Linked DNA regions of Mus musculus: regions 2, 3, 4 and 5 are each linked to region 1. Evidence: chromatin loops called from intact Hi-C (ENCODE). Cell type or tissue: left cerebral cortex. All regions are shown on one strand. Region 1 holds the start of Gm36924 (a long non-coding RNA gene). Region 2 overlaps Ints9 (integrator complex subunit 9). Region 3 overlaps Hmbox1 (homeobox containing 1). Region 4 overlaps Ints9 (integrator complex subunit 9). Region 5 holds the start of Gm26225 (a small nucleolar RNA gene).

The links. Peaks named below come from ENCODE experiments on the same cell type or tissue, not always from the same donor. Only the 100,000 strongest peaks of a DNase experiment are listed, where the experiment ranks them.
Region 2: a loop joins it to region 1, with 3 times the contacts of the local background. A loop is called at or near these places in 10 of 42 quality-filtered maps.
Region 3: a loop joins it to region 1, with 3 times the contacts of the local background. A loop is called at or near these places in 7 of 42 quality-filtered maps.
Region 4: it touches region 1 in a loop (3.0-fold over the local background); 14 of 42 quality-filtered maps call a loop at or near these places.
Region 5: a loop joins it to region 1, with 9 times the contacts of the local background. A loop is called at or near these places in 40 of 42 quality-filtered maps.

The regions. Positions count from the first base shown.
Region 1 is chr14:64,624,434-64,629,433 of GRCm38, reverse strand. It overlaps Gm36924 (a long non-coding RNA gene), which reads right to left and starts at 4,857. Exons shown (of 3, transcript XR_383509.2): 1 at 4,742-4,857. In left cerebral cortex, CTCF peaks have their summits at 2,234 (motif pointing left), 3,300 (motif pointing left), 3,900 (motif pointing right) and 4,982 (motif pointing left); DNase peaks (open chromatin) are centred at 3,302, 4,229, 4,679, 4,963 and 1 more place; H3K4me3 peaks cover 334 bases; H3K27ac peaks cover 1,267 bases.
Region 2 is chr14:64,992,682-64,997,681 of GRCm38, reverse strand. Ints9 (integrator complex subunit 9) reads right to left here. Exons shown (of 17, transcript NM_153414.5): 5 at 4,569-4,708; 6 at 2,614-2,700. Among named protein-coding and RNA genes, the nearest start is that of Ints9, 45 kb to the right of the region's middle. In left cerebral cortex, a CTCF peak has its summit at 2,629 (motif pointing right); a DNase peak (open chromatin) is centred at 2,637; H3K27ac peaks cover 355 bases.
Region 3 is chr14:64,863,135-64,868,134 of GRCm38, reverse strand. All of the region lies in intron 4 of Hmbox1 (homeobox containing 1), which reads left to right. Among named protein-coding and RNA genes, the nearest start is that of Hmbox1, 84 kb to the left of the region's middle. In left cerebral cortex, a CTCF peak has its summit at 2,498 (motif pointing left); a DNase peak (open chromatin) is centred at 2,479; H3K27ac peaks cover 644 bases.
Region 4 is chr14:64,954,758-64,959,757 of GRCm38, reverse strand. The region is part of intron 1 of Ints9 (integrator complex subunit 9); the gene reads right to left. Among named protein-coding and RNA genes, the nearest start is that of Ints9, 7.0 kb to the right of the region's middle. In left cerebral cortex, a CTCF peak has its summit at 2,980 (motif pointing right); a DNase peak (open chromatin) is centred at 3,001.
Region 5 is chr14:64,750,342-64,755,341 of GRCm38, reverse strand. It overlaps Kif13b (kinesin family member 13B), which reads right to left. Exons shown (of 40, transcript NM_001081177.2): 19 at 4,983-5,000; 20 at 3,687-3,836; 21 at 3,246-3,374. Gm26225 (a small nucleolar RNA gene) reads right to left here and starts at 1,424; the gene lies at 1,290-1,424. In left cerebral cortex, CTCF peaks have their summits at 357 (motif pointing right) and 2,404 (motif pointing right); DNase peaks (open chromatin) are centred at 485 and 2,412.

The DNA.
Region 1 (5,000 bases):
TGTTTCAAAACAAAACAAAACAAAACGACACAACACAACACCCAAAACCAAAACCAATAGTAGGGAGCTGGGGCTGTAGCTTAGTAGGTAGAACACTTTCCTCACACGCTTGAAGCCTGGTTTATGTCTGTAGTGTCAAATAAACTGGGCATGGTGCTGAAAAACCAGCACTTCCTGTGAAGGTAGGAGAATTAGAAGTTCAAAGTTACCCTCAGTTACATAGTGATTTTGACACCAGACGGGGCTTGGTGAGACCCAGTCTACAGAACAAAACCCAAACCCTCCATACTTTCCTGTGTGACTTCCAAGGTAGCTCAGGTGAGTGCCTGGAGAGATGGCTCAGCAGTGTAGAGTCTTTGCTGCTCGTGCAAAAGACCCGGGTTCTGTTCCCAACACCCACACAGAGGCTCATAACTGGCTGTAGTTCCAGTTCCAGGGAATCTAATACCCTTTTCTGACCTCCACAGGCACCAGGTACATATGTGGTGCATACATATACATGCAGGCAAAATACACATAAGCATAAAATAACACAAGAAATAAATCTATGAACAAGTAAATCTATTAAATAAGTAAAGAGTAACCGGCAAACAAATAAACAAATGCTCACCCGACTGGCACAGGTCTAATTGTCCAGTTCCTGAAAGGTCAGGATCAGAAACTGCCTGTCTCTCCTGGGGTTAACCTGTCTTTATTCTCTAGCTAGGGTGTTTATTCAGCATTTTAGGAGGAGAAAGCCACCCAGGTGTTGTATCTATAGGCCAATGAGATGAGAGAGGACCCTGATGGGCCAGGTAGGAGGTAAGAAGACCCCAATTCATCATCGTAGCTGTACATAATATACCCTGAACTAGAGCCTGCTTTGGCCAACCAGAGGTCAGCAGACAGGAAGGGCACTCAGCTGAGGTGACCTGCAGTGCTTGTGTATGTGGAGTGAAGGAGCCAGCCTGGTCCAAACCAAGGGAAACATAGAGAGTGAGCGACAATAGTAACCATGAGGTGTCTTATAAGGCGTGGTGTGTCTTATAAGGCGTGGTGTGGTGCGGGGGAGGGAAGGAGGACACTGTTGTACAGGGCGGGAGCAGAGGGCAGAGTGGCAGGGCAGACGTGCCTGGCGGTGTGATGGGGGCTGGGCAAAGTGATCACACCCAGCCAGACTCTGCTGTGAGTGTAGAGCTGAGAGGATTTCCTGTTGGTCATGGGATAAAGAAGGCACTATCGTCTTCACCCAGTGCTCAGTCCAGTGGTGGCATAGAGTACATTCACGCGGAGCACCGTGCATGCGTGCGGGGGTGGGGGGCGGAGCAGGGAGGGGGAAGAGAGGAGGAGGAGGGGAAGGGGAGAGGGATCTTTCATGTAGCCAGACTAGCCTCAGATTCCCATCGGTTACAGGTAGTTGCTGCCATACTTAGCATTAGCATCCGCGGAGCCGTGTGATGGGTAAATCTGCTCCATCTGAGCTGGGTTTTCATAGCTCCCATGACCTTGACCTTCAGGGAAGAAATCCTCAATCCTTGTTCCAGTTATAAAATTCCAGTTATAAAACTGGAATGCCTCGCCTGCCCTTTAAATCAATCCCCAGACTTGTGAGATGGCCCAGAGGATAAAGGCACTTGCAGGCACTTGCTGTGCAAGTTCTATGACCTGCGTTCATCCTTGTTACCCACACAACAGAAGGAGAGAGCAGCCTTCAAAACGTTTTTCTCTTACCTCTACCCAATACACCCTGGCATGAGTGTGCACTTCCACTCATACATAGAACAATTAAAATTAAAAATGAAATACACACACCACTCATGATGGCACCAAGCCTTTAATGCCAGAGCTCAGGAGGCAGATGCAGATGGAGCTCTGTGATCAGCCTGGTCTACATAGTAAGTTCCAGGAAGGCCAGGGCCACAAAACCAACCAACCAAACAAACAAACAGGAAAACCCCCAAACAAAAAACAAAACAAAGCAAAAAAAAATTATACACAAACCACAACTAATTCTCCCTTTCCTTTTCCTTGGTCATTACATTCTACTTCCTCTCTATGAACTTCACTGCCCTGGGGATCTCGTATGAGAGGAGTCATGTAGAATTTGCCCCTGTGACTGATTTAATTCTTTTAACCCAACATCCTTCAGGTTCTCCCAAGGTGCACTTCGGTGTTTAGCTGCTTGGAGGTAGTTTGCAAAGGCAGGGACTGCGGGGTGGGCCTTTCTCTGCTTTGCGGGCCGTGAGCGCCTCCTTGAGGCCATACGCAGAATCTTGTCCCTGAATTACTGCTAAAATGATGGTTGACCGGAAAAGTACGCACTTGGTTATATTTTAGCTTTTGTAGGTGAGTTGGCAAAGATGACCCTGAAGGAATGGCTCTGAGATAGGGAGTATAATATAACAGAAACTTTGAAAAGGATTGAGGCTCTCTTCCCTGAATGTCAAGGTCACAGGAGTTATGAAAACCGGGCACAAGCAGAGTATTTATACCAATCAACCCAGAGCAGCCAACTCGACAGAACTTGGAGACAAACAAGCAAATGCACAGAGGCTTTAAGTACATTCACTCTCTGTAGGGCTTTCTTGCATAAGTAATTATAGTCCCATGCAGGATGTTTTGCTGTTAATTCAGATATAGCCGGAGAAAACAGGATGGCCCAAGGGGCAAGAGGAAGTCTTTACTTCTTGCAAGATAGTCAAGGGTGAGAAGATTAAAGATAGCCTTGCCAGCTGGTAATGCTGTCAAGCTAGATTTGATGGAAACAGCTCACAGTTGATCAAGGTGCTTGGAGACTCATCCGAGCATCTGTAAGATAGCTCAGAGTGCTTGCCCAGCAGGCGTGCATTCACAGGAGTGCATGAACCAGGAACTCAAATGTCTGTAAGCCCCACGGAGAGGTGGAGTCAGGAGATTCAGGAGTTCAAGGTCAGCCTTGGTTATGCAGCAAGTTTGAGGCCATCTTGGCCAGCACAGGCTGTGTCTAGCTGTACTTATATTTTTCTGCACAGATTTTTTAAGGTCCAGGCTTATTTATTTATAGATAGAGTCTTACTCTGTAGCCTAGAGTGGCTTTGAACTCTGGTCTTAGTCTCCCTAGTTCCAGAATTACAGGAGTGAACCATCACCTGTCGCTTTTTTAGATTTATTAACTAAATCTAGGGACTTTTAGTGTTTGCTTGTTTTATTTTTGTTTTGTTATGCTCTGTTTTGCCTGATTGGTTGGGATTAAAGCTAGTCTGTCTAGCTTCAAAGGTTGGGGGGGGGGGGGAGTCAACATTAATACAACATCGCCACCTTGTGACTAACATGCTTTCTCAACGTGGCAGGCCTTAACCTCTGTCGTTCACTTACGGAGTTTGCAGTGCTGACTCCCAGACCTCCTGAGCTTTGTTGGTTGTTAGTCTTGACCATTAAATATGTACTATATGTAAACACACACACACACACACACACACACACACACACACACATCTAGGGCGCTGTGCACCCTCATTTCCTTCCTCTTACCATCTTTGTAAACTTTGGACAAAAGCCTCTGAAGAACTTACACCTTTCAACCTGAAATCTACATTTTAAAAACTAGGGACCTGTCTTTCACAGCGCTAGAAGGTTCTGTGCAAGACCCCAAAGGAGGAAAGCAATCGACACTCCTGGCCAGATGTCACCTCGATGAACCACAACCATGATTAGCCTGGCAAGGCATTTCTAAAGGTGCAATAGTGATAATCATATATCTAGGCATTTAGCGGCCTGCTCAAAGGAGGAAACTCTTGCTGGATATGGGAAATCTAACCAACCACCTGGGGCTAGTGATGTCATGGATCCTAGATGAGAGCCTATGCCTGCCATTTTGCCAGAACAACATACTACCTAGCCATATTTTAAATACTTGTTCTTTAAAAAAAACAAAAAGATTTATTTAATTATAAGTACACTGTCGATGTCTTTAGACACACCAGAAGAGGGCATCAGATCTCATTACAGATGGTCATAAACCACCATGTGGTTGCTGGGATTTGAACTCAGGACCGTTGGAAGAACAGTCAGTGCTCTCAACTGCTGAGCCATCTCTCCAGCCCTAAATGCTTGTTCTTATACCCCACAGGCAAGTGGAGCTTTCACCCCTCCTCAAAGAAGCTGTTGTTTGCACTGGATGGAGAGCATCACAGAAAGCCACAGCTGGTTAAAATACAAAGAAACAATGGAGTGTGGAGTGCCCAGCCCCAACAACTGTATCTACAACACAACTCCCGCACCTAGGCTCAGGGAAGACTGTAGAAGAGGGGTCAGAATACTTGTAAGAGCCAAATGATCGAGACCGTAAATCTCCTGTGAGGCTGTGTCTCCTGGAAACGGCAGGGAACCTGCATCCATGATGCCTCTGCAGTACAGCTAATGAAACAAAACCTGAGCTACGACAATAGCAATAGAGAGACGTGCAAACAGACAATAGCAATAGACATACAAACGGGGAAGGGGCACGTCTGGGGGCGGGGGGCATTCCTAGACAAAGAACTACAGGCAACTAATGACTACTGAGAGAAGAATTAGCCTCTCCCAGAAATCAGCCCCTTAATTGTCATCCCTTAAATCTTCGCGTACAAGCAACACTAAATGGACTCGTCCGGTTGTATTTAAGCATTTCCCACCCACTCTCCCCACACATCAGAAAAGGAGGCCATGAATCTGAGAAGGAATAAGTAGAGGCATAGAAGGAGCTGAAGGGAGAGGACACGGGAGGGTGAAATGATGTAATTACCTTTTAATTAAAAAACCCATTAGGAGCTGTTGGGATCTTGTAACACTGGTCATTTCGAGTGCTCAGAAACTTAATGTGTTTATCATCCGTGTCCCAAACAAGCAAAAACTGAAGGACCAAATTTGGTTGTTTCTTTAAAAATTCAGTTTTTTTTTTTTTTTTGGCAGGCAGCCTGTATCCCTGCGGGCCTTCAGAAGAAAAAACTAGAGCCGGGTTTGCATGGAGCAAGCACTGCCCTCTAGTGGGTACCTGTGATACT
Region 2 (5,000 bases), 370 kb before region 1:
GCTGAGTACATAAGAACATAAATAAACAAGAGGAAATACGTAAGGGAGGCCAAGGCATATGTGGTCTACTACAGGGAAAGAAAATACAGCCCCAAGACTCTTTTAAGGAGGCAGGTTGTCAGGACCTGGGGTCCCATGTGGTCCAGTGTGCTCGGGCAGAGAGTGGCACAGGAAGGGCTGAGAAAAAGGCAGCTGAGACTGTAAATGCCACACAAAGAGGGCAGTACCACTGTTGGAGAGTGGCCAGATTCAAGGAAGCCACTCAAACAGAGACAGGACACCTTGGGTATGGCACACCTAGATGATTCGGAGACACCTGCACACCATCCTACCAACCAAGGAGACGCCCAGAAGATCCCTGCAAGACAGGAAAAAGGGGCACAGAACACCTACTTCCATTCCCACCACATAAGGGGGGCTGCAGGATATGCCCTCAAAGACTGACTGAGCAGAGGGTGGAAGTGTGGACTCTGTAGCCTGAAATCACCTAAAAAGTCAGAACCTGTCGCTCACCATCAGATGACCCTGGGGAGTTACCAACCCTCTCTGTGGCACTTCTCTCCTGTAAACTCAATAATGCCACTGCTCATCTCATCAAAGCGTCAGTTCCTGCTGTAGGAACACATTTAGAGCAATGTCTGGCAGAAAAAGCCATCCATAGGTTAAGTAAGCAGTGTGTACAAGGAACACATAGAGGAGACGTGTGCCTAAACTCTGGAACACAAAAACGTGATAGCCCACATACATTTACAGGAAGACTGGTAAAATCTAAGACACTGACATTCCGAGGCCTGGTTGACTGCTATTATCATCATCATTATTATCAGCTGGGGACAAGGAAGCGATGGGCAGGACAGCTGGAGAAAGGGGCGGGATCAGGAATTCTCAGGAAGTCTAATGCAGTTTGACCCCCAGGCTCTCCATGCTAAGAGCAGAAGATGGGACCAGGGGTGAAGGCAGCCGTTGCTGGGGTTAGACACGACAGGTCAAGCTGACCGGTGTCCTCTACCGCAGGGCAGGTAAGAGTGCGTGGGTGTGGGATCAAGCCACCTCCATGCTCCTTCCATGGTATTTATCCTTTACCTTACCTCCACAGCCCAGTCTCTTGGTCCTTGCATGACACTCTACCTAAACTCTGGGGATGGTCACTAATCTCCCACTTTCCACATCCAAGGGCCTCATCTCCATTTTACTTGCTAGTTTCCTTAGTTATCTTTTGTTTGCATCTGGTTTCTAGCGCACAGCTCTTACATGGACTTAGAACTAGCTTATGCAGTCTAGGCTGACACAGCTTTTGGTCTTTCTGCCTCCCATTCCAGAGTGCTAGGATTACAGGCACATGTCACCACCCACAAGCCTGTGTTTTTGGAACCTTCCTATGTCCTGGCTCCCACTCGCCTTCCTCGTTACTACTTTGCAGCTCCCTTTATGCTTACCGATCCCTTTAACCCCACTCAGGCACCTCCCTGGAGCTGCAGTCTTCTTCAAGCTCACTTGCTTCCGCCTTAGTTCAGACCTTTGTCTTCTGGGTCTGACATGGCCCCCTGCTGGTCTCCCTGTCTCCATCTCTGCAGGCCTCACAACTCCCATGTTGCTTCCAGAGTTCCTTTCTTCCAAACCAAATGTGGTCATGTCATTCTCTTTACAGGCCTCCCTACTAATGACCTGCACACACTCAATGGTGCAAGCCTCAACCTCCCCTGTAGGAGACTGTATAACCTCATTCCAACCTGCCCTCCCTGCTTCCCTTCCCTACCCACCTATCAACACTGAATTTCTCACCATCCCATGACATGAAACCAGATACCTCTTCAACACAACTGTTGTGTGTGTGTGTGTGTGTGTGCGTGCATGCATGTGAGTGGTAGTGGTATGTGAACATGCATGTGTTTACTTGTGTGGAGACCCAAATCTGAAGCCACCAGTTCTGCCCAGTCTAGCCAGCGAGCTCCAAGGAGTCCATTTCTGCCTGTCACGTGCTGGGCTTGCTTGCTCACTCTTATGTGGGTTCTGGGGATTGAACTCTGATTCTCATGAATGAGGAGAAAATGCTTTATCCATCCAGTTACCTCTCCAGCCCCCGGCTTTTATGTAAGGAAATCTTTTCTTCGAGTTGATTCACATCATCTAAGAAATGTCCTCCTCAGCTTCCTTAAACAGCAAACATTATTTATTAAAAAAAAGATTTATTTATTGTGTGTATGTGATGTATGTACTTGGGTAAGTATGTGACAAGGCACATGTCAGAGGCCAATCTGTGAGGTGTGGATCTTTCCTACCACGTGGGACTTGGGGATCAAATTCAGGTCTACAGGCTTGGTGGCAAGCCCCTTTACCCACAGAGCCCTCTTGCCATCCCTAGCTCTTTACCTTCTGAGTGTCAACCACACTGTGGTGAGGACTCTTTAGACAGTCCTGGCAAGCCCTGAGTGACCTGGACCATTAGACCCCGGCCCTCCGTGGAGCCAGGTGCTCCCAAAGCTGCACAGCCCGCATGGGGCCTGAGTGTGAATTAAAGAAAGCCCTTCCACCTTCCACTCTAACCAGGTCTGTGCTGGAGTACAAAGGAGACTTGAGAAGCTCTGGAGCCAACAAGGAGAGGGCTGTTCTCACCGCTGTATATCCTTATTCTTCCACAAGGAGGCAGACTGGGCCTTTGGCACTCTTTCGATGAAATTCACCAGCTCTTCCATGAGAAGCCTGAGTTTAAACAAAGCATAAAGAACACTGAAGAACAATTTGCTGCAAACACTACAGCCGGGAATGGTGGATTTGCCCCCTTTTCACTAGCCTGTCTCATGAGATAGGCGTTTCAACTGATGTAAGAAGCTGACACATAGTTTGGGAATCAAAAATGCTCCAGTTAGAGCCGTGGTTCTCAACTTGTGGGTCTTGACCTGTTTGGGGACGGGAGAGGGGGCATGAGAATGACCCCTTCACAGAGGTCATACATCAGCTAGCCTACATGTCATATATTTACATTACAACTCATAACAGTAGCAAAATTACAGTTATATTAAGTAGCAACAAAAATAACTTTAGGGCTGGGGGGGTGTCACCACAACGTGAGGATCTGTATTAAAAGATTGCAGCATTAGGAAGGTTGAGAACCACTAGCATAGAGGGAGACATCAAGAACTAATTTGAAAGCTGCCCAAAAGATCTGCAGTGAGACAGACCTCTGCCATTCTGAGATGGAATACCCAAATACAGCTAAGGGAGCCCAAGGAGCACTGTACTCAGCTGGCTCACGGCTACACAGACATTGACAGCACCCTGAAAACTAGATGATAATCAAACAGCTAGAAGTAGAGCCAGACCTGGCAGCTCATCTCTGTAATCTTACCACTTGGGAGGCTGAGGCAGGAAGATTGCCATGAGTTCTAGAGTAGCCTAGGCTACATAGTGAGTTCTAGGCTAGCCTGGGTTTCAGAATGAGACTGTCCTCCAAAAAAACAATATATCCACCTTCCTACCCACCTAGAAATACATTTTCAATATCTGAATCCAGTTCATGCTAATACAGAACACAGGGTAATATCCTCTCTGTATCAATTTAGAGACAACAGCAACAAGTAAGTTTACTGGCAAACCCAAACACGTACACTTCACATCCATCTGTTTCCCTAACTACTGTCTCCTTCTCGAGGCAGCAGTCCTGGCTCCAGCACCCCAAGATTTGAGGCCCAGGTTCATGCTCCTTGATTGCCATTGTTTGCAGACTACGGGACTTGTAATGCTTTCTCTCAACCAGGCTGCTGTCTTGTTTTCCTATAATGGCAATTTCGGGTCCCTGGAATCCCTTCCTGTTTTTGTATAAGCTGTAGGTCACGTTTTCACACTAAAGGTTCTGTTTTATTTCTAATCACTAGCTCATCTTGTTGGGTATCTGTAAGACACTAGAGTACAATCTAACAGTTTATAGTACAATCAACCCTGTATATTGGATCCTGAAAGCTTTACCTTATACTGTTATTTCAAAGCAATACATTATGTGTGGATTTTTTTTCTTCAGTAATAATTTTCTTTCTAGGTTTTTTTCCTTTCCTTTTCTCTAAGTAACTGATTCTATGGTAATGTATACCATCCGCCTACACTGTAAAGGCTTAGCTGGGGTAAGAAGAAAGGACAACCTTCTTGGTTGACTGAAGACTGTAATTTTTGATTACTCTTCTTCCCTTGTTTTCTACAAGTTTCTATTTATAGTCCTCAGCAAATCATGAAAAAAAGGGGATCTTTCCAAAGCAAAGTAATAAAGTTTTTTCTTTTTCTTCTTCACTTAAATAAGCAAAGTTCTGTTGCTCTGACACTTTCTGCTCTGGATCTTTGTGGCATCTTCCTAAGCCTCTGACCTCTTCAGTACCATTTACAGAGGAGCTGCCTATGAACAGCTATGCTGAAAGAAAGACCCAGACACTACCAGGGGTACCCATCTCTAGGCATCTCCGGTGAGCATTCCTGTGTCTAGAGAGTGGCATACTCATCTTTGTCCTGGGAAATAAATTACACATTTCTGGTATCACACCCCACAGTGGCCACAGAAGGAGCTTGGCAGCCACACCTCTCACCTGCCGATCTGCATGGTGGGTTCTGTGGCATACACTGTGCCTGTGAATCCTGTGTGCTCGGTGATGTAGGGCAGCGCCATCATGCAGTGGTAGTTAGAGATGAGGATCACATCGACTGTAGACAGGTCTATTAGCTCGGTCTGGAGAGAAAGGGAGGGTGATGTGCGTCTGTGCCAGGGCACATAGAGCAGCAGGACGGGACTGACAAATGATGCTGTCAGAATGTAGAGTAGTAGCTCTGCTTCTTCAGAATAATGAGGCCTTTCCCGCAACACCACCCCTCTCTCACCGTGGATGTGTCCTAATACTGACAGCTGACAGCTGGGCAAAACGGCTAGCCGCGAGAACACGGCCAGCTTACCAGGATCACTCTGCTCTATACATTTAGCAAACTGGTCTTCAAAAGGCAAATAGAGAGACAACTACTTTTAC
Region 3 (5,000 bases), 240 kb before region 1:
TTTTTATAGGATAAGCCATTTTTCTCATCCTTTTCTGTAGCTTTTTAGACGGTTCCTATGTTGAGTAAGTCTGCTATCCCAGTTACTGTAAGGACACATCTTCCTGTGGTTGTATTGTGTTTGTTATGGTGTGTTGTTTGGCTGTTTGATCGATTGCAGGCAGTGTCTCGCTCTGTAGCCTCAGCTGGCTTTGAACGCTTGCTACTCTTTCTCCCTCAGCCTCCTGAGGATTCGGGCCTGAGTCACCATGACTAGCTTCCAGGCCAATTTTGATTGATTCTTCTTTTTAAAGACATATTTACTAATAGTGTGTGTGTGTGTGGGGGGGGGTGATGATGTGATGTGCACCCTCATGGAGGCCTGTTGTTGGATCCCTGGAACTGGAGTTCCAGGTGATCGAGAGCTGCCGTGTAGGTGCTGCATGGTGAGCCCTTGATAGTTTGCACAGCCTTGAAAAGGGTGACTTTGAGAGCATACTTGTCAGTGCCTTTATAGAAGTTGTCTTGCTTTCCTTTCACAGAGGCATGCCATCGGTAGAGATTCTTGCTGTGCCCTTCCCACTCACTTTACTGCAGCTGCACAGATCCTGAAGGAACAGTGACCCCAATTTATCTCTGTAAATGTATTGTCCTCCAAATATGTAACGGATACAGACCCTCAAGTGGATAAGGCCTGGCTAACCCAGCACCAGTCAACTTGAACTAGTAAGAAGAACTCCATGTGAGATAGTGCCAACAAGAATTAAGCTGAAAATGCAAAAATTATGTATAGACTGAAATCAGAACCAAGAAAGGGCAGGAAGAGAACTATATTTTGAGTCATACCATGATCACACACATGCACATTTTTCAAAACTCATTGTATACATATGAGAATAAACCTTTGTAGAATATACCTCAGTTTACAACAAATATATAGGGCTTCAAAGTCAGAAAATTGGGGAATGAGAAAATCTTGAATCCATTTAAACCTAGCCCTGAGTAAGTTGTGGTGGAGACTCTGGGTCAGGACCAAATGAAAGTGAAACTAAAAATCAGAAGTTAATGTGAAGATTACAGTAAAGACAGAGGTCCCAGAGCGAGTGAGTGTGTGTGGCTTCCTCATCTGTTGCTGCATAAAATTTTATCCCAGAATTTATTAGCATCTTGAAACATAAGCCTCTAGTATTCCAGACAATATACATCAGAAATGCAGAAGCAGCTTTGCCAGGTCAGTTAAGCTTTAGCTTAAAAACTAAATCTAACTCCCTCTTCCAGCCTCCATGGACATCAGGCACACACACGTGTGGACATACATCATTCATACACACAACAGAAAATGTAAAAAGAATAGTCAATAAAAAGTCACCGTGAAGCTGGTCCAATGACTCAGCTCTAACCCCAGCACTCAGGAGGCTGAGGGAGAAGGAGCAGCAAGCGTTCAAAGCCAGCTCAGGCTACAGAGTGAGACATGCCTGCCATGGAGCAAACAGCACAAGACAGAGCTAGAGGTCTCCTGAGGTTGCTGTCTCCTGGGTTAAGAGAGGAATTGGATGAACATTGTGCATGGTGGAGAAAGTCAGTCTCTTACTATGTGTATGCTCTTTAAAAGTTTATGTGTTACATGTATTGGGAAGGTCTTATGCATCCATACCAAACAAACAAGAATGATTCTAAGGTAATAAATAAGAAAGTGGTGGAAAAAAAGTATTTTCTTATGTGTGTTCAACATACTTGAATTTTTATAGAGAATATATAATTAGAATATAATTATAATGTGGCACTCAAAAGCACTAAAATAGGAAGCTTAAGTGTGGGAGACAAGCTTGAGGCACATAGTGACTTCCAGGCCAGCCAGGGCTATCTAGTGAGACTCTGGCTCAAATATAACAAAACATATCTAAACATAGCTCTGATTGAGGTAGAAAATTGCTAAAGGACTTTGAAAATTGCTGAACGTTCATAAGGATTTTGTATTTTGTAGTTCTGAGATGGCCTGTTGGGGCCATCAGAGTCGTTACGGTTGTTCAGGTAAAAGAGGCTGAACAGGGGAGTGATGACTAGAAGAAAGAGCTTTGGTAAAAATGCAAGCTTTAGGGGAGGGAGTGGGTGAGAGGTTAAGCTGAGCTAACTCCTATAGGAAGATGAGCAGATGAGGGGGGAGGATAATGGATTAGGCTTACTGTGTTGGTCTATGAGAAATTCTCATTAAAGTTGCCTAGCCAGTGGTTTCCAAGAACAGGCTGTGCCCTGAGAGTCTCTTGCATTTACATGACATTTTAAATCATTGTTGATAATTACGATGATCAAAGAAAGAGGCTTAAATATGGAATCCCAGTGGCCACTAATGAGTAGAAAGCTAACATAGCACCTGGAGCCAAAATGATCATGCTCTGGAGGGGCTGTGTCCCTCATTCCAAGGTGAAGAGCCAGTAGGTTGTGGCAGGAAACAAAACATGGAGAGGAATCCAGAGTCCAGTGTTGAGATTTAGAAGGCTGGGTTCTAGTTGAGAGCCCTCTAGTGGAGGAAGCGTGGTGTGTAAACTCCAGAGAGGAGTCAGTAAAGCTGACGTTCACAAGACATTATGGATGCCAGCTAAAGACTACCTCCAACCACTTTGGATATAAGGGGCTTACTTTCTCACTGGAAAGAAATTAAGCAGGGCTTAGTTTTAGTCGGTGTATGTAAATTATATGAAACTTTGCCTTTGCTTCTGCCCTACAAGAGGTAGAAAAGAGGTTTTTGAAGATCTGAAACTTTTCCCAAGAATTTCTTCCACAGCAGGGAAGAGACTATCTGGAATTTTCTCCCAAGGGAAGTAGCAGAGCTGGCAGACAGTGCAGAGAAGCTTCGAGGACCTGAATGTCAAGTCCCACAGAGCTCCCAGAGCAGCCGCGATTGTGGGTCAAGGACCCTAGAGGAAAGTCATTTCTGAGTGTGACATTTGCTGTTTATTCAACTGTTTTGCAATGCCTCTTCTGGAAATGGCTTGGTTAACTGGTTCATTTTCTGCATTTATTGTCCGAATCCAAGGTGAGTCAGGAAGACAGCCTGTATTGCCTGCTCCTCCCTTTGTTTCATTGCATTCATTATTATACAGAGAGAAATGTGTGTGACATTTTTAAGTCCGTCACATGCTTACCTCAGAGTAAAATTGCAGACAAAAAGCAGAAGTGGACTTCTTTTTATAAGTCTTCATTTACTTTAATTGCACTGTTTCTAAAAGAACGAACAGAAACTAAAATATTCAGTGTCAAAAGCCAGGCATTAAAACATTTATAGAAAGATTGAGAAAGTTTTAGTGGTAGAAATGTAGGGAAAATTTACATTTATAGTGTGCATCTGTAAGCTTTTGATATATTTAGATATAAATGTAATACAGGGCATATAAAGTTATATTCATAAAAGCATATACTTTATGTATCAAGGGCATCTTCCCATATTAACATATGTTAATTAAATATATAGTATTAAATATATATAATCTTTGAGTTTTAAAAAATTTGTGGGGACCTTTTTAAATATGTATAGTAGGTGACAACTCAATGACTTTCATAAAGTATAGATATCCACATTACCACCTTCCGTATCAGTAAAGAACATCACTGGCCACTACATAAACCATCATCCTTGACCTTTTTCCTGCATGGGTACCAGTATGCTGATTTACATCCTGATGTATAGTGTAGTGTATGGCTTTTGTATGTTTTTGGCTTTAGGGAAGCAGCGTTGTTTCTGTGAGGTCTGCCCATATACTGTACATATACTACTAGTTTATCCTCTTCCTGTTGCTATGGCAGTCTGCAGTAGAAGACACAGATACCATAATATATGCATTCTGCATTTGATGGCCATTTAAGTTTTGGAACCAGGGAATTCTCTGGGTAATGCTCATTTCTGAAGCTTCTTGTGCATGTCTTTTGAGTATGTGTGTGCTGGGTAATCACGCACTCCTGTGGTATGTATACCTCAAGTTCAGTGTTTATGGATCCTGTCCATTTGCTTCTGGAAATAGCCCTGCTATGTGTGAATTCCATGTTCTTGCTAATACTAAGTATTACTGAGTTATTGTTGTTAGATTAGTTTTGAGAGTTTTGTAGCTTTTAAAACATATTAAATTTAGTCAAGCTGTGGTGGCACACATCTTTAGTTCCAGTACTCAGGAGGCAGAGGCAGTTGGATCTCTGAGTTCAAGGCCAGCCTGGTCTACATCATAAGTTCCAAGAAAGCCAGGGTTACACAGAGAAACCTTTTCTCAAAAAATAAACAATATAACAAAACAAAGAAAACATTTAAAGCATGCCAGTTTCTGCTATGGGAATATGCTGTAACTTGATGTCCTCTGGATGGGCTTTGCTACCTGCAACACAGCATGTACAGCTCTCATGGCTGATGGGCACTGTGTTCTAACATGAGGGTGATTTAATATTGGAGAACGCTAACAGATCTCAGACATACTTTTTCTTAGTATATATTTTTAAACTTGTCTGTTTTTTTACCTATGTGGTAACAGAAGGAAAATTCAAATACAGTTTGACTTCATGGTGCTGAATGATCATTTCGTCATTCTTTTTTAAAATTAAAGCCGGGCGTGGTGGCGCACGCCTTTAATCCCAGCACTAGGGAGGCAGAGGCAGGCGGATTTCTGAGTTCGAGGCCAGCCTGGTCTACAGAGTGAGTTCCAGGACAGCCAGGGCTATACGGAGAAACCCTGTCTCAAAACCAAAAAATATAAAAATAAAATTAAATAAATAAATAAATAAATAAATAAAATTTATTTGTGAGATGACTCAGTGGGTAAAAGCACCTGACACCAAGCCTGACAACCTGTGTCCAGTTCCTGAAACTCAGGTTGTCCTGTGCGTGTGCACCTCCCCCCCCCCCATGTACGTTAAGAAGAAAAGTGAAAGTGTTTACTCAGAGAACTTTCTGTTGTCATCTTTCTTTTATCTCCTCCTGCCATGTTTTCTCTTGTCATCTTTTTGGTTTTTAAAGATTTATCTATTTATTTACTGTTAGTA
Region 4 (5,000 bases), 330 kb before region 1:
GAACCAGTTTGCCTCCATTTTAGGCTTAAAAGCCATCATATAGTAAAGACAAACTAGGTTTATTCCTGTTTCCTGTCCCAGGAATGGAAACCCTGTTTTGTCTATGATGCCCTGTTGTTAGGATTGAGTCTTTGTTTCAGGAGGTCGGTATAACTACCTTACTATGCTTATGGTCTGTTCCTGTAACCCTGCCTATTTTGCTTACCAAATCCCCCAAATTTGTAAACCCTATGCCCCAGAGCTATAAAATTCTTGCGAACACCTTTATTCCTAGCATTTGGGAGGATCTCTGTGAGTTCAAGGTCAGCCTAATCTACAAAGGAACAGCCAGGACAGTTACACAGAGAAACTCTAAAAAACCAAACCAAACCAAACCAAACCCAAACTCCAAAACAAACAAAACCCAACAACAACAACAACAACAACAACAACAACAACAGCAACAATAACCTCTTGCATTCCTCACATCTAATACATCTAATGCTGATCTCTCAAACCCCTACTACCTTAGAAGGAGACAGACTTCGTACAAGAATAAAAAAGCTTGCTTTAAATTTGGCCATGATAATATGGATTGGTAGTCTTTCTCCTCTAATCTTTGGGATTAGCAATCTTGTAGGTGATTCTAGATACTATCAAGCTGACAAAAGATACAATCATCACGTGTGCTTCTTTTATTTCAATGAAAAAGGAACATACAGATAAACTGTACTTAGGAAAAGACAGTATCTGCTTAAGCCATAAGTCTGAAATTTTGATATGTCAGACATTTTGTTATAAATTTTCTCCATTCCTTTATAAACATGAATGATTAAAAAAATTAACTACTGTAAGAGCAAAAAGGGGCATTAATTTCACAATTTGTATTGAAGAGATGCTTTTGTGAATGTCGTCTGACCAACTATCCATCCTTGAGGAAGCTAAAGTTCACTTAGGTGTGACTTCAATGAACGGAAACATTTGCTGCCTTAAAGAAGGCATGGACATAGAGCGCTATGTGGTGATCTAAACTTGTTTTTCTCACAGTAAGTTCTTCATCTTGGTCAATTAACATCCTGAGGCCCTGGGGTTGACTCTTCTCTTACAAGTTTTTTTCTAGTGGCTGAAGAGCTGGCTTAGTAGTTAAGAGCATTTGTTCTTGCAAAGGATGTCTCTTTTATTCCCCAAATTCAGGACTGTCTGTAACTCAAATTCCAGTGGACCTGACGCCCTCTTCTGACCTCATTGGGCACGACGAATGAAGTTGGTTCACGTGTTGTGGCCCTTTGCAAACCCCAAAAGACCACCAGGAAGCCAACTCCGATGCCATCGCACTAGGGTCTTTTTATTCAAGCTCCAGCTTGGGCCCCACCGCTGTCTCTGATGCAGCAGGATGGGAGGGTGAAGCCGCAGACCAGCTTCAGGCAAGCATTTATAGAGGTGAGCACACAGTCAAGGGGGTTTCTAGCCTGGCACACATCTGAGTGGGGGGCTGTTATGGAATTGTGTTGCCCTTTAAAGTAATTGGCCGGTGCTGGGAGCTTATGCAAATCATAAACTGAACTTGTACTTTCCTCCTGATTGCTGGTGTTAGGAAGTGAAGTGCCAGGGGCAGGCTTGATGGGGAGTAACCTGGAAACTGGTGCTAGGTGTCTGCTTGTTGGTTAACTTGAGTTCAACCTAAGTTCAGCGTGAACCCACGATCTGGTTTCACACAGACATACATGCATGCAAAATACTCACGCATAAAGTTTAAAAATCTAAAAAAAGTTTTCTCTAGTCCCTTTCCGTGTCCCACTTTTCCTCAGAACCTCTGGCTTCAATCCTCTTCGTAGTCCTGCCTAGTATGTCAGCTCTTCGCTTTTTGCTGGTGTTTTTCTGGAGCTCTGAGGATCTTTGTGGCTCACATCCTTTGTCTACCTGCTTGAGCCCACAATTCTGTTCACCTTAACACCTAATGATCACACACTGGCATTTTAAAAACAGCAGTAAAGATCTTTTGAAAATGTTTTTTGAAGCTTGCTTATGGCACCGCACTATTTATTGACTTGTTTGTTTCTTTAGCTTAATGGAGGAGGGGAGCAGAGTTGTACTAACTATCCCTTGCTGGCCTCAACTCACTATGTAGATCTGGCTGGCCTTGACTTTGCATCACTCCTCTTGCCTCTGCTTCCCAAGTGCTGGGATTACCGGTGTGAATCCTCATGCCCCTTTCCGAGAAGTCTTTCCATATGCATAATCCCCAATGTTTTGTATATATGAAGGTTCGGTGCAGGTGGATAAGGAAGGGCAAGGAAAGGAGATAGTTATAAGAAACAGCTTTCTCACATATTACCAGAATAATGGAAAGCTAGTGGCAGCTAGACATTACTAAAATTTTAAGAAGGCATATTACTGATTACAAGTAAAACTAAAATCTCTATTTTTTACTACAAGAATACTTGAGCCAGTGACCAGCAATATAGCTAAATCACGGCATTCACTGTAACACTGTCTGAATCCTATAACAAACCCAGCAAGCCAGAGGCAGGAAATATATCTATTTTGATCTCTGCACTACACCAGTCCCTTGAGTAATGCCTAGTACAAAGGAGGTGTTCAAGATTTGCTGACTGACTAAATGAGTGAAGACCGAGATGTGGGAGATGGTTTATGCTTGGATCTTTGGTGACATATAGTAAGCTAGGAACCACTTTTCCACCAGAAATGGCTACGTTTCCCTGAGTTGGGAGGGAGACCGTTCCCTTCCTGTTGTGGGCTGACTGTCAAAAACATGCTGCTGACCATCAGAGAGACAGGTAAAGGGCTCTCTGGGTACACAGGGAAAGCCACTAGGGCAGTTACTTACTTTTAGGATTCTGAAATGCAAAATGTCCACTTTTATCACAGGGCACGACCATACGTGATGTGTTGTAACGCTACATGCCACACAGCCTTTTACAGGGCTTGAGGAAATGAATAAGGGAAAACTGGGGCTGTGATAAAATCCCACTGTTCAAAAGGCTTGACATGACATTACATCAGAGGGACACAGGAGGGCGCACTAATCAACCAGTGAGGAGAAACAGACCCCCCCCCCCCCCCCACACACACACACACCCTGAAGTCAGGTTGACATTTTAACAGTCAAACTGCAACATGACCAGCAGTCTCTGGTGCGACTTTGAGGGACTGTCATTTACAGAGAAAGATGTTATACTCCTGATTCAAGATCAAGGACGTCAGAAGAATTTGTCACTCTGTCAAGGAGAGGCCACGAATGTCTGCACAAGGTGAGACTCAACCACACTCTAACCCCCAATGATTTGTTAAATGACCTTGGAGAAGGATTTGCAGTTTTAAACAAAGACTTTCTATATAATGTACAACTGAACGTGGAGTTCTGCTCATCCTCTACTGAACTGATACATAAATTTATTTGTCTGTTCCATCTGTTTTCCCAGGAGTAATGGTGAGTTTAAACAGGTAAAAATGAAACAGTTTTGCACAAAGAGCAGCCCTAGAGCTTAGATGCAGTCTGTGGCCTTTCCAAGTTTTAAATTTGTAAATGCAACAGTAATATACAATTCCCCTCGTGGAATTCAGTAAGCACGCTATAATGGAGATCAAAGTGACTTCCCTTTCAGGCCTTTAACGAGAGAGTGACAACAGCTGTCAAGAGCCAACGTGTGGAGGCGAGGTGCTTGCCTCACTCACAAGAGTGCCGTTAATCCCAAAGTCACATTCAAGCCTATGTCTCAGCAAAATTATAAGTAATTCCACCCATAGCTATTTGGGGTCAAACATAATAGTTAAACTGGAATGTGTTGAAACTGAATGTTATGGGTATACTGTGGTTGCATAATAAGTATCTGTGGACTGGATAAGCATGAAGATTCTGTCAGTCACTGGAACTAGCTCAGAAAGATCCTGCATCATAGAGCTCACTTTAACCCTCACTTCGCCACTGGAGTCCCCGCCATTGGGTTTCAAGCTCACTTGCTGCCAGTCTACTCAGCGTACTTGATGGTGAGGGGCTTCGGCAACTTCTACTTCTATCATTTAGCTGAACTACTGACCACTAGGTTGTATCTGATTAGGCTCGACCTACACCAAACTGTGCTCTAAAATGTGCCAATTTAGAAGATGTATTTCCAATCTCTCCTAAAAGGATTATAACTGGAAATATCAACGAATGTATTTTGTTAAAGCTGCCAGAATAATGAATAATATTATAAATATCGCCAGTCATTAAATCCTTTGAGTTAGTATCTAACTAGGAACTCTTCAAATGGCAGTCAATGTCTTCAGTGTGCATATGAAAAGCCATCATCAAAGTGATGTGCTGGGAGCTGGAGAGAAGGCTCAGTGGTGAAGAGCGCTGTTCTTCTAGAGGACCTGACCTGGCTTTGACTCCCAGCACCCACACGACAGCTCACAACTGTCTGGAACCTCAGTTCCTGGGTATTCAGTACCCTCTTCTGTCCTGTTTGGGTACCAGGCATGCAAATGGTATACAGACATGTATGGGAGCAAAACACTCTTACACACAAAATAATCAAATACATTTTTAAAAAGAAAGTGAGTTGCTAGGGGCTGGAGAGATGGCTTAATGGTTAAGAACATCTGCTGCGCTGGGCGTGGTGGCACCTGTCTTTAATCCCATCACTCAGGAGGCAGAGGCAGGCAGATTTCTGAGTTCGAGGCCAGCCTGGTCTACAAAGTGAGTTCCAGGACAGCCAGGGCTGTATAGAGAAACCCTGTCTCGAAAAACCAAACCAAACCAAACCTAACCAAACCAAACCAAACCAAAACATTTGCTGCTCTTGAAAAGGCCTGGAGTTTGGTTTCCAGGACTCTTATGGGGAAGCTTATAATTATAGTTCCTGAGGATCCAGCATCTTCCTTGGTCTCCTTGAGCCTCTGCATACACATAGTACATAAGCAGGCACTCGTACTCCTACTATCAAAACAAACAAATATTAAGAAGAAAGTGAAGTGTAAAGTTAGAAAACACAAATCCCATCAAAGAAGCTGCTTGA
Region 5 (5,000 bases), 130 kb before region 1:
CTTTACAGAGGTGAGGCCTCAGTACTGAAAGCAGAGAGATGAATGTTGGCTGGGCCAGGTGCTGCTGAGCAGACGTAACACGCATGCTGATTTGTGATGGCATTCCATATGAAAGCAGTTAGCTCCTACAGAAATGAACCTCAGTCTAGGGCTGGAATAAACAAAAGGCAAGATCAGATTTGCTGACCTGCCCTCTACAGGAGCTCCTGAGGGTTAAGACTGCCAGGAATAAAGACCATGAATGAGGAAAACATACCAAGCACATAGGCTGAGCTTTTTGTTGTTGGTTTGGTTTGGTTGGTTTTTTTGTTGTTGTTTTTTAAATTTTTACAACAAAAATTGAAATCACCACAAGGTGTCAGGATAGCGCTCAATTTGCAGCTCTACATGAAAGAGCCAAAGTGAACTGGCAGGAATTGATGACACCTGGAGCTTTCAATGCAATGTTTCTGAAAACAGAAATATGGGCATAATCTTTCATCATGGGAAAACAAACGCAGATGTCTGTAGGGCCAATCATCTCCCTCACTCATGGAATCGAAACTATCCCCACGTTTGACTTTCCACAGGAGCTTCTCTCCGTGTGATGTCTTATCTGCCCTTGTCTTTTTACACAATGAGCCTCTACAGCTAGGGCTTGGTCTCTAAGTATGTCTAACTTAAATGAACACTGCTTCTTAAGAAATGGTGGATTCTGGGTCCAGAAAAGGAAATGTGGACAAGATGAGGCAAAATGTCTACTGTTCGTGGGGCAACGGAAGGGACTGCCACCACTCAAATTTAGGAACATTGGAGCTTTGATAAAAGTAATGAATACCCAGGAGTCAAAGTCTTAAATCTAAGAGTTCATTATGACATGAAGACAACTTTACAAACCAGTAATTTTGAAATAAAAACACACCACCACCCATATCACACTCTTGCTTTCCTACTCTATGGTACATTATGCCTTGCTACTCCCAACCTGGGCCTAGCACCGCTGAGCATGACATGCAATGACAATGAACAGAACAACAGGACAGCACAGGCACGACAAGCAGATCTCAAGGTGAGAGAGAGAATCTGGACATAAAAGAAACCTGGGTAATCCCACCAAAGACACTTAAGAACGCTGACTACACGGCTTATGGCCTTAAAGGAATTACTATTTTGATTGACTGATTTTTAAATTTTTTTCCTATTTTTTATTTCTTTGGTTTTTCAAGACAGGGCTTCTCTCTCTCTCTCTCTCTCTCTCTCTCTCTCTCTCCCTCCCTCCCTCCCTCCTTCCCTCTCCCCTCTCTCTCTCTGGGTGTAGGCTAGGAAGTATATGAATAGAGTAATACTCTCTATTCAATCTTTTTTTTCCTCAGCCAGTGTCAATGTCCCAAAGCTTAATTAACAGAACAGGGAAGGTGCCCCGAACTGAACTCAACACTCTGGGGAAGACAGGGTTTCTCTGTGTAGCCCTGGCTGCCCTAGAAATCACGAAGATCTGCCTGCTTCTGCCTCCCGTGCTGGGATCAAAGCGTGTGTCACCACACCCAGATGATCCTCTTTCTTTAAGTACCCATATTTTGAAGCCACATGCTGCTTCCAGGTGAAGTCTGATACGAGGGTGGCATCAAGGTGCTCCTGGGGTAGGGGTCAGGGTGGGGTAGCATGCATGACCGAGCCACGCTAAGCGGCTGGACACTGTGGAGCAGGTGGGCAGGGAAGCACCACTTTCCTTCCTGCTTTCATGCTTCCTATTTTCCATTAAATCTTAACATTTGTTAAAAATAGCCATGTTATCTCAGACACACATTTTTTTCAGTGACAAATTTCCATTCTTCCTCTTTTTTGCGACAGGGTAGCTCCACATAGCTCTGGCTGCCCTAAAACTCACTCTGTAGACCAGGCTGGCATCAAACTCTGAGATCCACCAGCCTCTGCCTCCCAAATCCTGGGATAAGGCTGTATGCCACCACTGCCAGGCATATTTTACACTGTGACAGCCGACCTCCCAGAGATGTAATCACTGTCTGTCATCTCAGAAATGGCCACATAGAGCCAAAAAACTTACATCTCAACCTCTGATGAGCAAGCACATGGCCTCAAGGAGGAGGTTGTGAAGCCAAGTACAAATGAGCAAGAGCGAGACTGTTGATGAGAGCACTGCAGGCCTCCTCCTCATGCAGACAGTTGCAGAAAGCAGCTCAGCTCTCAGCAGCACCAGCTTCCCCCTTCCTATGGCTGTGTGCTAACTTACTCCTTTCGACAACCTCAACTGTAGAATACTTACTGAGCAAAAGCTTGACCTAGGATGAGTTTAGAACTAAGAGCTGACCTAGGCTTGCTTCTTCACAGATCTTTTAGTCATATCCTTTAAACTAAAGACTCTTGCTGATTTTGTCACCAAATCCTGTCAGGATTCTGAACCACTAGCAGCACTGGCCCACTAGGGGGCATCTGGAGATTCAGACAAGGACTGCAGCATAAAGAGGGAAGAGGAGCAGGTGCCAGAGAACATGAGACCCTCCATGTTATTCACCAGGAAACACCACAGCGCCTGTAAATCTGGTGCTACCTGACACCCTTTCTTACAGTCTCATTCTCCCAGAATATTCCTCAGTCTCCCTCAGCACCTATCATCTGAATTCAAGCTTCTCTGTACACAGGCACATCTGGTACCTGCAGTATCACAGCAATGGATCTTGCGCTAGAGGCTTCTGCTCATACTCACATATCTCTAGCTACTGGACAGCAGGAACCTGGCACTTTCATCTCTACCCTGGTACCTGACATAGCTTTTTGACATAACACTCACGGTTTGCCATGAACAACATGCACAGGAAGACCAGATAGAAAGGGCTGGAAACTGTTGGCTTGAATGGCACATGCAGAGGCACTAAGTAACCAGGGAGGTACAGAGAAGCTAGGCCAGGTGAAAATGAAATGGCTAAGGGACAGGACCATAGAGAGGCAGAGCTGGAGAGCTCCGGTAATAGAAAACCCACACGGGCTGGACAGGTAAGCAGCTCACTCACCCTGACAATGAGTGGCAGAGAAGAGGTGACTGGTCCAAGCCCACAGAGAAAAAGTACTGGAAGTGCTGAGTGAGTCTTCCCAGAAGTGTGTCAAAACACAATCCCCAAGATACTGAACACTAAAAGACTTCTCTGAAGACGGGCATTTATAAGTTGTTGAAAATGAGTTTATTGTATAACCTACAATCTCACTGATGGTCCCACCTGGGCTCCTTCTAGACGAGGTCTTTGGCTTACCATGCAGACCAGCCTGTTCTCCTGGGCTTCCTTTTCAGAGCTGACCTCTGTAGGATCGTCTCCTCCTGCAATCCTCTCCCCAATAGCCCCACTGAGTCGCATCACCTCCACGTGCAGCCGGCCTGCCACCTGAAGAAGGAAGCAAAGCAAACGCTGGTTTCTGGGTTGAGTTCTTTCGGCCTGCCAGGACCTGTCTTCCTTGATAAAGCCAGAGGGTAACAATGTGTGAGGCACTAAAGGTGAGTTTCTAACAGCTGCTTTGCAATCTGAGTAAAACAGGAAAGTCCTCCTTACAGCCCAATGGAAACCCAGGGTGCCCATGAGACAAATATTTATCACTAGTTAGGACTGGTTTAAAACAAAGATATTAACAACAAGTGTCCTGTCAGTACCCCTCACTGTCCCCTGAGCTGTCTGCTGACTGAGGCAGTGATAGCCAACCTCTCCCTTCTGGTTGATGATCGGCACAGCATACTGTAACTTCACGTCATAAAACAGGGTCTCCAGGAAGACATTGGCCACACCGATGAGACTATGGTTTTCCTGCTCATCATAGAATGGGTCAGCACGCTTGAAGTAGGACCGGCTAACCTAAAAGAAATTCCAAACATACAAATTCAAAAGAGGGGAAAAAAAAAGAATCATCTGAACAACAACTTTTACCATTATATCCTGATTTTTTTTTTTTTTTTTTGAGACTGGGTCTCACTGCATGACATTGGTTAATCTGGAAATCACTATACAAGCCACAGCTGTCTTCAATTCACAGAGATTCTCCTGCCTCAGGGACTGAAAAGCAGCAACTGAGAGCACTAACCTCTTCACTGATCTTTTAGGCAAGAAGATCCTGAGTTGCTAAATACACTACTGCAAATTAGGACAGCAACAGCAGCAGCTGAACTTTTTTGGCATTCATTTTTATACCTATCTCTAAGTCAAAGAAGGAGAGGAATACTGAAGAAAATTACAAATTTAGGCAAAAATATTACCTAACCATAAAAAGCCATTTCTATTGAGTATAATCTAAAAATAAATAAATAAAAGAAAAAGCTAAGAAAGAAAGCAACTCCAAGTGGAAACGGGCCCAACAGGATTGAAAACACTGGTATAGGTAGCAGGCTGTAGTAGTGTTCCACCATGATCCCGCCTAGGAGGCTGAGTGAGAAAGAGCCTGAGTTCAAAACAAGCTGGGCCACAGAGAGACCGTGTCCAAAAGAAACTTGTAGACAAAAACAACAAGCTACATGTGTTTGTTTTAAGCACGTACAACTGCATGGCTGAAGGGAACGAGGAAACGTGTCGGCAGAGGAGCAGCACCAGGACAGAGCTGGACACTTACTCTGGGATCTCAATGCCTTCAGGGACCTTCCTAGCAGTGCGAACACCAGGGTGCACTGATGAGTGTGAACCCATCGACTGAGGAGTAATCGTCTGCAGTGTGTTGAGAAGGCCTGGCCCCTACCTCAAAGAGAACCCCAGAGCAACCTGAGACAGACACACTCACTGACAGATGGAAAGGGGAAATTCTGCTAGAATCCAAAGAGAAGAGGAGATACAAACGAAAATATGCACATGCCCAACTATTGAACGACTTACTTAGCTCAACAACTTAAGGATTAACAGAAATTTTACTTTAAAACTAGAAACAATCTTGGGAAAGCATGCAGTGTCCCACAGCTGGGCAGATGGTATGGCTCCTTCTCAGACTACCAGGGAAGGGGTTCCTCAGCTGCTTACCGGGCTGTCTTCTTCACA